Regions from separate parts of the Homo sapiens genome. Here region 1 is linked to region 2. A link is a contact called in ENCODE Hi-C or POLR2A ChIA-PET data. All regions are on one chromosome and are shown on one strand. Each heading gives the region's core, a stretch centred on a gene start or an enhancer-like site at or near the end of the contact. The rest is flanking DNA. Distances are from core to core; before and after follow the strand shown. Region 1 has its middle 20 kb from the start of AREG. Region 2 has its middle 29 kb from the start of AREG.

Region 1 (6,445 bases), core at 206-2,705, 50 kb before region 2:
AAGGAGAGGAAGAAAAAAAAGGAGAAGGAAAAGAGGAAGGGGAAGAGGAGGGGAAGGGGAAGGAAGATGGGGAGGAAAAGAGAAAGAAGAAAAAAGAAGAAAAGGAGGATGCTAATGGGGAGGAGGAGGAAAAGGAAGAGAAAGAGGGAAGAAGAGAGGAAGAAAGGAAGGAAAGAAGGACAAAAGAAAGAAAACACATACATTAAGGCTCTTGGCACAAGGATCTGTCATATGTGTATGTGTTTGTGTCTTTTTTGGCCTAATTTACATAGACATGTCTCCTATTTCAGAAAATGAGGCTAAACAGAAAACCACTTTTCCTCTATTTACATCTTGTACCAAAATGTTTGGCTCAACATCAATCTAGATTTTGGGTTTCTCTTTTACCACATAAATTATTCTCCTTCCACACAATTAATAGGCTCTGATTTGCTATTTCTGGTCTTTGATGAACAACCTTTAACAGTGGCTATTTTTTTTTTTTTTGCTATTACTATAACTTTTATAGGAAATATACCATTAAGTAAGGCAAAGGAGAAGTTGGGGTAGAGAGTGTGGAGGGTATAGGAAAAGAAACGGTGATGAAACTTAGTTTTAAATAGGAAACTAGAAAGGAGAGAGAGTGATCCTATTCACCATAACTCAGCCCTCAAGAAAAGAAGAGGCTAAGCAGGATTGACTGTTTCTTAAATTGAACACGGCCATCTAGGGTAACTGTGGCCATTATTTTGTGTGTGTGGGATCGAAGCTTCAACTCCCAGGGTTAACAGGCTGGCTTTTGGCTCCCACATCTACTGTTCATAACTCTATCTCTTTTCCAGTTTTTTTTGTAGACAAGTAAATCAAAGTGTTCAAAGGTTAAGTAACTTCTTAAAGCCATCTACATAATAAGTAGGAAAACAAGATTTGAATCCAGACTGTTTTCCTCCAAGAGTCAGGCCTTTATCACCTACTCAGTAATGCTTATATCATTTAATACTTATTTCATGATTCTGTATGTACTCTGGGGACTGGTATCTTCTCTCTGCTATGGCCCGAGAGGTGGCCTTGTGCCACAGCATTAGAATCTTTCAAACCAGAACTTTTATCAAAGTGTCAAAATGTGGATAAGGCGAATGAGAAAAGATAAAATTAGGACTGTAAGCGAGATATTTACTTAACTTAGGTTAAAAGATTTGACCAGTCTCCAGGTGGATATAGAATTCTATGACCTCTATGGTACCTTCTAATTCTTAAAATTATTTGATATTGTTAGAGAGGAATCTGAAGTTTTTGGCTAAAATGATGATGGGAATTAGAAGGTGCCATAGAGGTCACATAATTCTATACCCACCTGAAGATTGGTCAAATCTTTTAACTTAAGTAAATATCTCATTTGCAGTCCTAATACAGTCTCTTCTCATTCCCCCATCCATGTTTTGAGACTGATAAAAGTTCTGGTTTTAAAGAGTCTAATGCTCTGGCACAAGGCCACATCCCAGGCTGTAGTAGGGAAAAGATAGCAGTCCACAGAGTACATGATGATAAACAAAGTTATCAAGAGCTGGTTGTAATAAACTAAGAATAGCATGTAACTCACTTCCAAGTTGTTGGTGTTAGCTCTATAGTGCTGACAACAAGGAAAGTAAACAGTCAACAAAATGGTTATGACTCAGACATAGGACATGGTATGTTTATAGAAAGCCAAGTCTGGCTCTTTCTTTGTATCCCACGTAGTTCCTCCTTATGCTGAGTTCCTTTTGAAGTCAATTAAAGCTCTGCCATGGAAATTCATTAGAAAACATGTAGGAGAAAACAAATCCAATAGTCGGTGCTTTAAATAACAATCATTTAGGGAAAAAAATTACATCTGATTAAGAATCTGTCCCAAATATTTCTTGACACCATACAGGTAACAATCAATTATACTGAAACTAAAGAATAGATATGCAAATGCTCTTTAAGTACTTCCTTTGCATAATTAATTTATATAAACATGCTTTTGTTTGTACACTCTATTTGATCATAAAAATAAAAAAATTGCAGCATAACAAATTTCCCATTTAGAGATACATCAAGAAAGTTTAATTCTGCCTTTCCGCATTCCCCGTCCGTATTAAGCCCTTTTATTCATGAAACAAAAATTTTACTAAAATTACTTGCAACTATAAAACTGAAATTTACTTACCCCTGAAAGTGTTAATGATTCATATGAGAATAGAATACAGATATGCTAAATTTTAAAATAATATCTAAAATTTATGACAATATGCCTTAAGGGAAAATCTTAAAAGCTTTCAAAAAGGGGGAGGTATCCTAAAAGGAGAGTCAGACTGATGCTGTTGGACTTCTCAGCAGCAAGACTGAACATTAGAAGGCAAGGAAGCAATTACTATACTGTATGGAGTGAAATTATTCTGAAACTGGAATTTGATACACGGCTAAACTATCAATCATATGTGAAAGAAAATAAAGCCATTTTAAGATGTAGAAGTACTCAACAGCTCACATATCCTTTGTGAAAATGTTTATTTGAGGGGATACATTAGGGTAAAAAAATACAAAAACAAAACTGAAAGAGAGAACATGAAAGAGAATGACACCTGGTACAAAAACAAACAAACAAACAAAAAACAATACTAGCTGAATATGACCCACAAGAAGTAAAGGAAACTAGGCAGAAAGATACTTTGGGATATACTGATACACAGAAATGCTTGGAAAATTCTCCTTTGAATAGCAAAATTTAAACGATATCCCTTTCTCTGCAGGTATAATATTTTCATGGTTCCCTAATGTTGTAAATGCTATTTATTAATATTTAATTTTTAAATAATCTATGTTAAAAAGCATAAATGATGCTAATTGTAGTAACAGAATAGAATGTCAAAGCTATAAAGTAGGGCAATATTAATGTAATAAAATAACCATTGGAGGAGATTAGGAATTAAAAAGTGAAGAAGTAAAAAGACAGAGTAAAATGCACTAATTTCTATTTTTCATTAGGAAGGAGAAATATTCTCTATGTAAAATCAATCAATCAAAAACAGTATTTTTTAAATCATAAAGGCAACTGAATAAAGAAGAATAAAATTATAACTTATGAAAAATTGAGAATTAGGCCGGGCTCAGTGGCTCATGCTTATAATCCCAGCACTTTGAGAGACAGATAATGGCAGACCGCTTGAGGTCAGAAGTTCGAGACCAGCCTGGACAATATGGCAAAAACCTATCTCCACCAAAAATACAAAAAATTAGCCAGGTGCGGTAGTATATTCCTGTGATCCCACCTACTGAGGAGGCTGAGGTAGGAGGATCACTGAGCCTGGGAGGCAGAGGCTGCACTGAGCCAAGATCATGTCACAGCACTCCAGCCTGGGTGACAGAGTGAGACACTGTCTCAATTAAAAAAAAAAAAAAAGAGAGAGAGAGAATTAAATGGAATTGGGAGATCATGTTAGGTATTACTTTTTTCCCATAAATGGAACTAAATAATGTTTAAAATTGATAAGTTGAGAATAGAGTTATCACAATAGTGTATATATATAAATTTATATATATATATATAAATTATGATAACCATCACCAGAAGAACTAAAAACAAATGGATACCAGAGATTACATCTAGAAAATGGCACTGAGGAAGTGGTAATGGAGGCAAGAGACCTTTAGGAATTATTCTATGCACATTTTTACCCTGAATTTATTTTGATTTAATCATACCCTATAATTACTTTGAAATTTTAACAATAAAATGAATGAAACAACTTGGTTTCAATTCTGTGGTTATCCACTTATTTTTATGTGTTGGCATTCCAAAAAGAATTTAAGGAGGCTCACCTCTGTGAGAGTTTTTAGGTTTTATATTTATTAAAGCTTTTTCTTATACGAATAATATATTTTGAATTTGTTTTTTCCAAGGCATCCTTTTGACATTTTGAGAATATATGTTGAAGGAAAAATGTTCTCAAAAATACATGGTTGCTACAAGGCAACGTGTCGGTGATTCAGGAGATATCAGAGGTTTTCCTTTCAATCACACCGTGGTTATTCCACTCCACCACTGATAATCTGTGTTGGGTAGAAAACCGACCCATCTTAGATGACATGTCTGAGCTTTGAAATGCAATATCTGCTGTCAATGTTCCCAACAGCCCAATACAGTCTTTTTATTCTATACCAAAATTTGCCCTTATCATGTTGAAATCCTTAATAAAATTCTCTTCAGCTTGCGCTAGGAGAATCATTTCTTGATTGCATGTACTTAATTCCATAGATTAATATCAGAAGCCTCAAACAGCAGTCTCCAAATCCCTGAATTGTATATAATTTTCAAATAGCACATATTTTGATAACTCTTGAATGCATGAAAATGCTACATGGTAAGGTCTCCAGAATGACTCATGTTTAATAGAACCTCCACAGCAAGAGTTCTTGGTAGCTAACAGTCTTTCTCAAAACATGAGGAAACAAAGCAAGATGATGTCAGAGAAGATGAGCCCCAGAGGAACACCACTGACTGCCTGAGCTTTGGCTTGCTGTCTGTTTATATGGTTTGTGACAAAGAAAAGAGGTCACGGAAGAAGAGTATTTGTTGTTTTAAGAATGAGACATCAGATATGTCTTAAGATGTGTCTTCAGAATCTATTTCATGGTTTCTATATGAGGCTGCTGACAGTGGTCCAGCCAGCTTATAGACACAGCTCTGACAGCTGCTTTTCTCTGGCTCCTAATTAGATGCAGACTAAATGCTGTTCCTTTGCCTGGAACACTAGTATACTCCTTCCCCAATCCTTGCCCCCAATTAAATATGCATAGGATCACCTTGTCCCATTCTAATCAGTACAACTCACCCTTTCCAGGTATCATTTCTCCCAGGAAGCTTTGCTGAATCTACCAAGTCTAAGCTAAATGCCCACACTCTGTAAATCTCAGGGTTCCATGTAATTTTCTTAGTATCATGCCACTTAATTACAATGTACTGTTATTTTCTGCTTCTTATGTGTATCAATTTCTGCACCCTAGGGCCTACCACAGTGCCTGGGATGCAATAGGTGCTGAATAAATACTTGGTGAATGAATCAGTGACCTGTAGGCTCAAAACTCCATCATGGCTATTCTTGGAGGGTAAAGCTGACTTGGAGAGGTGGTCTAACCAAACTTGCACAAGAGTGAAGTAAAAATCCAGAAAGTGAATTTATAAATTTATAGTGAGAATTATGACTGAAGTGACAGGACAAAAGGATCCATCTAGCCTGCACTACCCTTAAAGAAGTAGAAAAGACAAATTCTAACCAGAAAGTTGCAACGGCATTAGACTGAGTGAGGTGGATATATTCATCTCTTCAGTAATGATGTATCAGCTACAAGAGAAAAGAGATGGATTCCTTCAGTTAGAGAAGACCCTTCTTAGAAATGTGTTCAGATAGACAGAGCCAACCTTAGTCTTCCTAAATCTCCCTTCTGATTTGTACTTCAGTTTTATTAAATTAGTCAATATCTTACAGGCCTAGGAGAAATTTTGGTCTTTTAGAGTTATTTCACATATCTGTTCTGCTCTATTCGTTATTATAAACTCAGAGGTCAATTCATTTCTAGTTACTTTCACCCATGGTACCATCAGTATTTCCATTTATCAAGCAATTAATTTCCACTTTAAAGCATTGTTAAGCACCTACACTATGTATAGTGCCATGCTAGCCATTATATATAGTGATTAAATGCAAGAGCTTTGGGTCAAAGAGACCTGGGTTTGGATCCTACTTCTCTTCAGAAATGTGTGATTTCCAGCAAATAATTTGAACCCTTGATTTCCTCATTTGTTACACAGGGATGATAATACTTACATTATAGGGTTTTATGAGTATCATAGGAGATAAAATCTATAAAGTTTAGAGCATAAACTCTCAGGAAATGCTATCTAAATTACATGATAATATTCACAATTTAAAGGAACTCTTTCTTGTCAGAGGCATGTCTTGCTGTAAAAGGAAAAATAGTCCCCAACAGTTTCAGAACAAACAGTGAATTATTATTGTTTTTTGGGTAGGAAACACTTAATGGATTTCTGTTCCTATCTCAGGAACTGCATACAATGATAATATTATTTACTGAGAATATCCAAAGTTTATAAATTGTGCTACAAATTAATGGTGATGAACAGATGAATAAAATACATCCCTGCTTCCATTCTTACATATTGTCCATGTTAGATGTGGTTAATTCTCATTCTCAGTAGTTTTTCAAATATCTCTTTCACTTAGCTTTGGTCATTGTAGTAACCTAATCACTAAGTAGTTTTCTTATGTAAAAACAATGTTTATTTTTAAAAATGACATATATTTATTTAAATGTTACCTTGGCAATTATGAAATAAAGATGGTAACTCAATGTTCTTGGTTTGATTACTAAATACTTGCTGTTTTATTCAATTCATTCAATCAATATTAATTGGACCTGTACCATG
Region 2 (7,106 bases), core at 1,245-3,744:
ATTTCTATCATTGTCTCATAAAATAAATGGAAATAGAAAAGTAGAAACACAAATAACTTCATATAATTAAGTCATAGATACACATTAATAGACTGCCAAAGTGACAAGTTTTTAATCCTCGTCAGACACATATTGTGATTACTTTCATTTGGGAAAGGAAAGAACAGAAGTAACAAGTACCATCAAAATTATTTGAAAAAAGTGACAAAATTATGGATTTTGAGATGTTTCACTTTCTGGACAGTAACTCTTCCCACGAGGCATGTAAGCTCTATTTGACATTGGCATTTTCAATCTCCTTTAAAGCTAAAGTAGGGAATACTTGTACGAGGTTAACAGAAAAATGAATCAAAATTATCCCTATTAAAAACCTATCTTCTTTTCAGTGGAAGAAAATCATTTTTTTTTTTCTTGGGGATGATGCCCCAGAAGGCATGACTCCCCTCTGGGAGTTCATGGATCTGTGATCTTTCTGGGGAATCACTGACAATTAACACGCCTCTGGGAAGCAAGACCTATATAAGAGAGAGGTGAAGGGAGGGGCCTTCCTAATTGAAAAGCCCAGAGATCTAGCTAGACACTTCAGGGAAATGTACTGTTTGAACTTGTTCTGGGAGGGCCAGCTGATCAGTTAGATTACCTTTTGACACACAACAAAAGCTCTTTAGGGTAGAACTGCAGGCTCTGGGTAGAGCTTCCCATTTAAAAGCAAAGATTGCCTGTGGCATTGGGGCACACCCAAGTCTTCTGACAACTAGCTACCAAGCTCTAGAGCATGACAAAAATAAGGGGATGGAGAATAGGAAATTTGACAAACATTATGGAACAGGGATGAGGTAGAGGGAGTTGTGAAAAGAAGGGTGGGTGAGAGAGGGAAAGCTGGAAGGAAAGGGATCACTAGGAGGGAAGGATGGGTTCAGAGAAAATTTAACCAAATTTAATGAAACATTAACTATAAACTAATGCTTGTTGCTCACTGTGTGGTGGGGACACTTGAGAGTTTGTTAGGAGCACAGGATCTGAGACCCCAATGCAGATGTAATGAATCTGCATTTGAACACAATCTCCAGGAGAATACTGTTCACATTTTGTTTGAGAACCACTGCTAACACAGCTGTCTGAGAAATGGGCTGTGGAGACTCACAGGAAGAAACTGCTATGGGTTGAATTGAAAAGACCATAAATTTTAAAAAAGTTAAACTTCTAAAATATTGTTTGAAAGTATTCAAATAAAGGTGTTATCTCATACAAAACATATACCCTCCTACTATATCTTGCTATGTTAGGTTAGGCAGAACAATACATTGATTGAAACTTGAAAAATTCTGGAAAACAGAATTAACAAACAGCACACCATGAGGTGACACTGAGTATGTCTTTAGTGAATTGATATAAATAAGCAATAATCAATAAGTAATGATGAAACTGAATTGAGTTGACTGCTAAGGAGCCAATTTAAATCAGATATGAAAACTTTCTTGTTTGTTCACAGCTTAGAATAATAAAGTAAGTTACATTCGTGGAGGATAAACCATATTCCAGGCACTTCTCTATATGTATTATCTTATTTAGTCATTATTATACTATGAGTAGGTGTAATTATTCCCTGTCTACAGATGAGGAGGAAGATTAGGCTGTAGAGGACTTAAGCAATTTAAGCAAGATACCATAGCTAACAATAATGGTAAAGCTGAGCACTGTACCTTGCAATCTAATCCCAGAACATGTGTCTTTAGCAACTACATACTGCCATCCATGAGAAAGGAATCAAAATGCCCAGCCTAGCACCATAGTGGAGGGAAGTTTGGCTCAAAAGAATATACTCCAAGACCATATAGAGTGCAAAATAGCCTTTTTAGCAAAAAACTCACTGGCGATTCAGCTGACACAGAGTATTGTTTCTGTGACTATGTTCTAGGTAGTTTTTTAGAGGTGTAGCCCTTGTATTTATCCACTGGCATTGGCCTTTGGGTTCATGTGTTGAAATGGCCCTCCTCGGCTCCCCCACTATATCTTCATCATTGTTTGCTTCTGGCAATATTGGTTTAGCATCTTCTGAGCAATTGATGGATGGCTGGTTTATTTTTCTTCAAAAGGCCTTGCTGTTGGGATAGCTTAGAGGTCTTATCCCCACTTTCTGTTGCCCAGAATATTCCTGTCTGCAGGTATGTCATCCTACGAGTTATCACCATTGATAGAATCCCAGCACACAAATTTGTCATATGCAACATAATATCATGTCACAAAATGTCATATTCCTTACTTTAAGGAATTCAAGGAATTAAGCATTCTTTTCCAGGCACTACTTTTGACTCTTCTTCCAGCATAGGACCCCATTTAGCTAATATTTTGAATATATCTTCTTAGGGCACTCTACTTGCTAGACTTAGGTTGAGCACTTCCTTTCAAGGGACTAGGTCCTTTGTGAAGTGCGGATAACTTCCTTTCTGAGCACGGGTACATTTCTTTACTCTCAGATCAAGTTGTTCTATTCATAGGCATGTCAGATCTTTCATAATCAGAGCCGTGCTGACTAAGCCATGCTGGAATTCAGTCAGGGAAAAGAGAATCAGCTGAAATGAAGTTGCTCCAAGGGGGTTGGACGAGATGAATATTGACTGCAGGAAGCAGGGTCTGGGAGAAACTTGGCCTCTAGATTCAGGTCTAGTCTCTATATCCCTGTCCATGTCTCTGTTAGGAAATGATGGGTAGGACTGAGAAACTTTGGGACATTTATTGCTCTCAGCAAGCCAAGAACCCAGGGCCATAAGCAAAGACTTGAGCTGAGGCAGGTTAGATGAGGGCATGTTGCCCTGTTTTAACAACCTGTCAACAACTTAAGGGGAATTACAGAACATTTTGTCTGTTTGTTTAAATTTTTTTTCAGAAAAGATGCTATCTTTGAGAGTGCTTGAGCTTTTTCTCCAGGACCTCTTCATTTCTCCACATATTTTTTCTTCAGAGATGGCCTCTCCTTTCCAGGTTACCCCGCTTACCTCAGGCTTGGGCTGTTTTCTCCTCTTGGAGGTCACCACATCACTCTAATTTTCTTCTGTGACAATCTGTCCATACATCTTAGTGTTAGGATGGCATCTCAACCAACATTTCCCTAACAGAACTCATTACCTTTATTCCTCAACCTGCTGTGCTTCTAATTTACATTTATTGCTTAAAACATCTCCCTCTCTCTTCTCCTTTCTTTACTGAATATCTAATAGTACTGAATCTACCTGAATAAAACTTCTTACATTGGTTGGTTTTCTATTTTTCATTCTCTGCTATTACTTAGCTCTAATTAGCACTTGTTTAAACAGTTGCAAAGCCTTTCTTTCATGAATTTCCTGCATTTCAACAGTTCATTACTTTCCTCTCCCATTAATGTTTCATAGAATTGCCTGATTAATATTACTGGAACAAATCACTGGTCATATAATTTTGCTCTTTAAATATCCAATGTCATTATTCTCTTTTATTTCCTAAATGACCACCCATTCCTGCATACTCATTATTCCCTGGAAACATGAAGTGGACACATAATCCTGGGAGTAGCTTCCAATATTACTTCTGAGATGCACCCTTTCTTTTCCTATAGATGAGATCCCCTGTCTATTCCCCTCACTACCACTGCTCAGCAACTTCTACATAGTAGGGAGTTTTTAAGCACATTAAGTTTGTGAGTCAAGGCCAAGTTCCCATCCTCAGCTACCTCCATGTGTTTAGGATGATCTGGCTCCCAGAATCAAAACACTGCTCCTTACTCAGTACTCAAGCATGCCTACAAGTTCCTCTTTTAAAAGACGGTTTTCCAAGACAAGTCTAGTCTATAACAGTAGTACTGGATCGATGTGAGGAATTAACCTCAGCCCATCTATCCAGCAATCTTCTAAGGTGTCTTACCACGATTTCTATTTTAATAAGAGACCCAGAAATATTCTTGGCACCTTTATCCCTCCCCTTCCCTCCAGGAAATGCTGTCATTGAGGTACTGACCAGCCCAGATGTAGTGTTCCCACACTGTCAGGCAATGAATCATGAAAGGAACCAAAAAAGTTTTTCTGCAGTCACACTCCAACTGGAGCCTTGTGCATACATCCAAGCCTATTAGTATCATAGTTAACCATTAATTATATCAATAACATGAAATCGATGAGCTGCCACAGGAGGAAATGCATTCCTAAAGCAGGAGGGTGGGTATAGAAAGTGTGGGTGAGAAGATGGGGAGAGAGAAAAATCCTGTGATCTTTATGGTTTTATATATGTAATTAAGGCTCCTTTAAATCTGGGCAACTTGGCAGCTTAGGTTGATCTCTTTACCTTGCCAACTAAAATGTTCTGTAATTCCCCTTAAGTTGTTGACAGGTTGTTAAAACAGGGCAACATGCCCTCATCTAACCTGCCTCAGCTCAAGTCTTTGCTTATGGCCCTGGGTTCTTGGCTTTGCCAGGAGAAGGTGTGGCTTTGGGAGAGTGCACCAAGTTCACAATCTTGCAGTCATTGTATACAAGGCATCAAGGAGGCTGTGCTCCTGTGCATGAGTACAATAAGCAGGGCCTGGCACTGGTAGGTCAGAGGCATGCCGTCTTTAAACCTGATAAAGTTCATGAGACTGCAAAAAGAATATTAGAGAGGAAAAAAGAAAAAGAGGTCAGAGGCTCTGTGAGCTATGATTTCTCTATTTGGGTGCATTTATATATGCTTGTACAGCAAATGTCACTCTGGACTGGGAGCTGTACAACTCCAGCAGGTTTGGCTGTGGTCCAGTCATCATTTAATTTGAGAATTTGTAGTGATGGCTTAATGAGCTCTGTTGATGAAATGGTAATGGGTTTGCTGCAATAAAATTGGGGTCAATATGACAATCTTTTGAACATAAACATGCCAGCAAAGAAGAGAAAAGGAAGAATTAAAATTGCTTTATTTATTTTCTAAACAAAACTAAACAAGAGCCATATTTCAAATCCCTTTTCGCTGAAATTAAGAACATGTGAACAAAGCCTGCTCTAAAAGCTTACTCCAAACCCATGTACATTCATATAAGTTAATTTCCTTAGAATAAGAATACAAAATACATATATAATCCTAATATTAATAAGTCCCAAATTAAGTTACATTAGCATTAATACTTATCAGGGTAGCTACATAATTTATGGGGCCCAGTGCACAGTGAAAATCGGGGGGCTACTGGTTCAAAGCACAGGAAAGAATTTTCATTAAAGGAAATAAAATAAAAGATATGTTTTTGCAGTCTTTTCTTTGGCTTTTCATGGTGTTTTTAAATGTCCAAGTAAAAAAATTAATAAATTTATATTAGCTTGAATTTTACCATTCATCTTTATATTGTGCAATAAGTTTTAAATGCAAATGTAACATCATTTAGCTTGTATACAGAATCAATAATATTGCACGATTCTTACTTTGTAGTTCATATATGCATATGCATTTCTTTCTTCCCAGAATAGTAGAAACACTGGACATGACTAAACTAACTCACGTGTTTTTATTTTACTTCTTGATATGCACACATTCTACTAACTCTCTACCTTCTGCTTACTAATTAATAAGGAGATATTGAAAGGAAAGAACTGTGGTTTGTGCTATCCAATGGTTTCCTTACAGGTTATCATTGTCAGTGTAAGTAGTTTGCTAATACAGGAAATAAACATAAGAAGCAAAAGATAAATGCTGTATATTCTACTTGGACTCAAAGGTATCCCACATTTCAGCAGTCTAATTACAATTAAACAAAAACAAGAGTTGAAGTACAGAGAGCGAGACTCTCTTAAAAAAAAAAAGTACAATATTAGAACGGATATCACAGCCAGTATATGTATCACGAAAGTAGGCTGGGCACAGTGGCTCACCTCTGTAATCCCAGCACTTTGGGAGGCTGAGGCAGGTGGATCACCTGAGGTCAGGAGTTCGAGACCAGCCTGGCCAATATGTGAAACCCTGTCTCTGCTATTAAGTACAAAAATTAGCTGGGCATGGTGTTGGGCACCTGTAATCCCAGCTACTTGGAAGGCTGAGGCAGGAGAATCGCTTGAACCTGGAGGGTGGAGCTTGCTGTGAGCCGAGATCACGCCACTTCACTTCAGCCTGGGCATAAGAGCAAAACTCCATCTCAGAAAAAAAAAAAAAAAAAAAAAAAAAAAAGAAAGTAATATAGAGAATTAAAGAATTTCAGAAGAAAGAGAGAAAATGGAGAAGTGAGCAAATCAACATCGTCAGTAACACTGTTCTCATCAAATTCTCAATTAGAAAAAATAACAGTCTAGGTGAGGAAATTTGAATCTTGCGATTCAAATTTGGAAAAGTAAAGATGGAAATGTCAAGAGTAGGGATAACTAGGATAGAAAGATAGTGCTGGACCAGAATTCAAGATCTTAGCTAAGGCATTTTTGCTTAATATTATAACCATTGTTTTAATAAGAAAATAAGAAGAGCTACCATTTGGTGGTTTCCTATTTCATGCTAGGGACTGTGACTATCCCTTTATATGCGTTAACTAACTCCTCTAATCTTCATGACAAGCTGTAAGTTAGGTACTGTTAATCAGCCTCTTTTTGACAGAATAATAAATTATGTTAAATAACTTGCCCATGGGTTTCACAGCTGGTAAACAGAGGAGCCCGAGCATTTGAGGGTAAATAATTGGAGTATTCAGAGAAGAGGAATGACAGGATGTTACGGGGTTAAATCTATCAATACGCACTTAGAACCTATTGAGTGGCGCTTTCTGGAGGCAGCGGTTCAATCAGTGCAATATCGAAATCATATAGATGTAAAATTTTAAAAGTGTGCACTAGGGAGAAGCAATAGAAATGTGAAAGAAAGAGGGAGATAAAAGATAAAAAAAGAAATCATCAAGTTTGAGGGCTCTTGGCTAAGAGATAGCAAAGAATCAGATTGTTAGTTTATACCAGAAGTGGCAAAATCATGGTCCACTAGCTGAATTTGGTCTACAAACCTGCTTTCTGTGGAGAGCTGATTATAGGATTACTTGCCAAAATTTAAACTTTTAAAAAAAATTACATGAAAACATGAAACTTTGGTTAATTATTTGTTTTAAATAGAACAATTTGGGAATGTGGGTCCTCATTAAATTA

The links. A loop is a pair of places that touch in the nucleus more often than their neighbours do. ChIA-PET counts read pairs that join two places held with the same protein, here RNA polymerase II (POLR2A). Pooled maps may share reads with other maps.
Region 1: a loop to region 2 is called in a pooled map of heart left ventricle, with 2.8 times the contacts of the local background. The contact joins two enhancer-like sites. A Hi-C loop is called at or near these places in 1 of 168 maps with a recorded cell type or tissue (CD4-positive, alpha-beta T cell) and 2 of 50 pooled maps. POLR2A ChIA-PET finds 5 or more read pairs at or near these places in 2 of 52 experiments (MCF 10A and endothelial cell of umbilical vein).

Annotation. Positions count from the first base shown.
Region 1 is chr4:74,421,761-74,428,205 of GRCh38, forward strand. No RefSeq gene overlaps it. Among named protein-coding and RNA genes, the nearest start is that of AREG, 20 kb to the right of the region's middle. Within about 2 kb of position 1,456, at least 3 of the 41 ENCODE cell types and tissues checked have a DNase peak (open chromatin) inside an H3K27ac peak, as active enhancers do; they include endothelial cell of umbilical vein, where a contact is called at or near this core.
Region 2 is chr4:74,470,802-74,477,907 of GRCh38, forward strand. No RefSeq gene overlaps it. Among named protein-coding and RNA genes, the nearest start is that of AREG, 29 kb to the left of the region's middle. Within about 2 kb of position 2,495, at least 6 of the 41 ENCODE cell types and tissues checked have a DNase peak (open chromatin) inside an H3K27ac peak, as active enhancers do; they include endothelial cell of umbilical vein, where a contact is called at or near this core.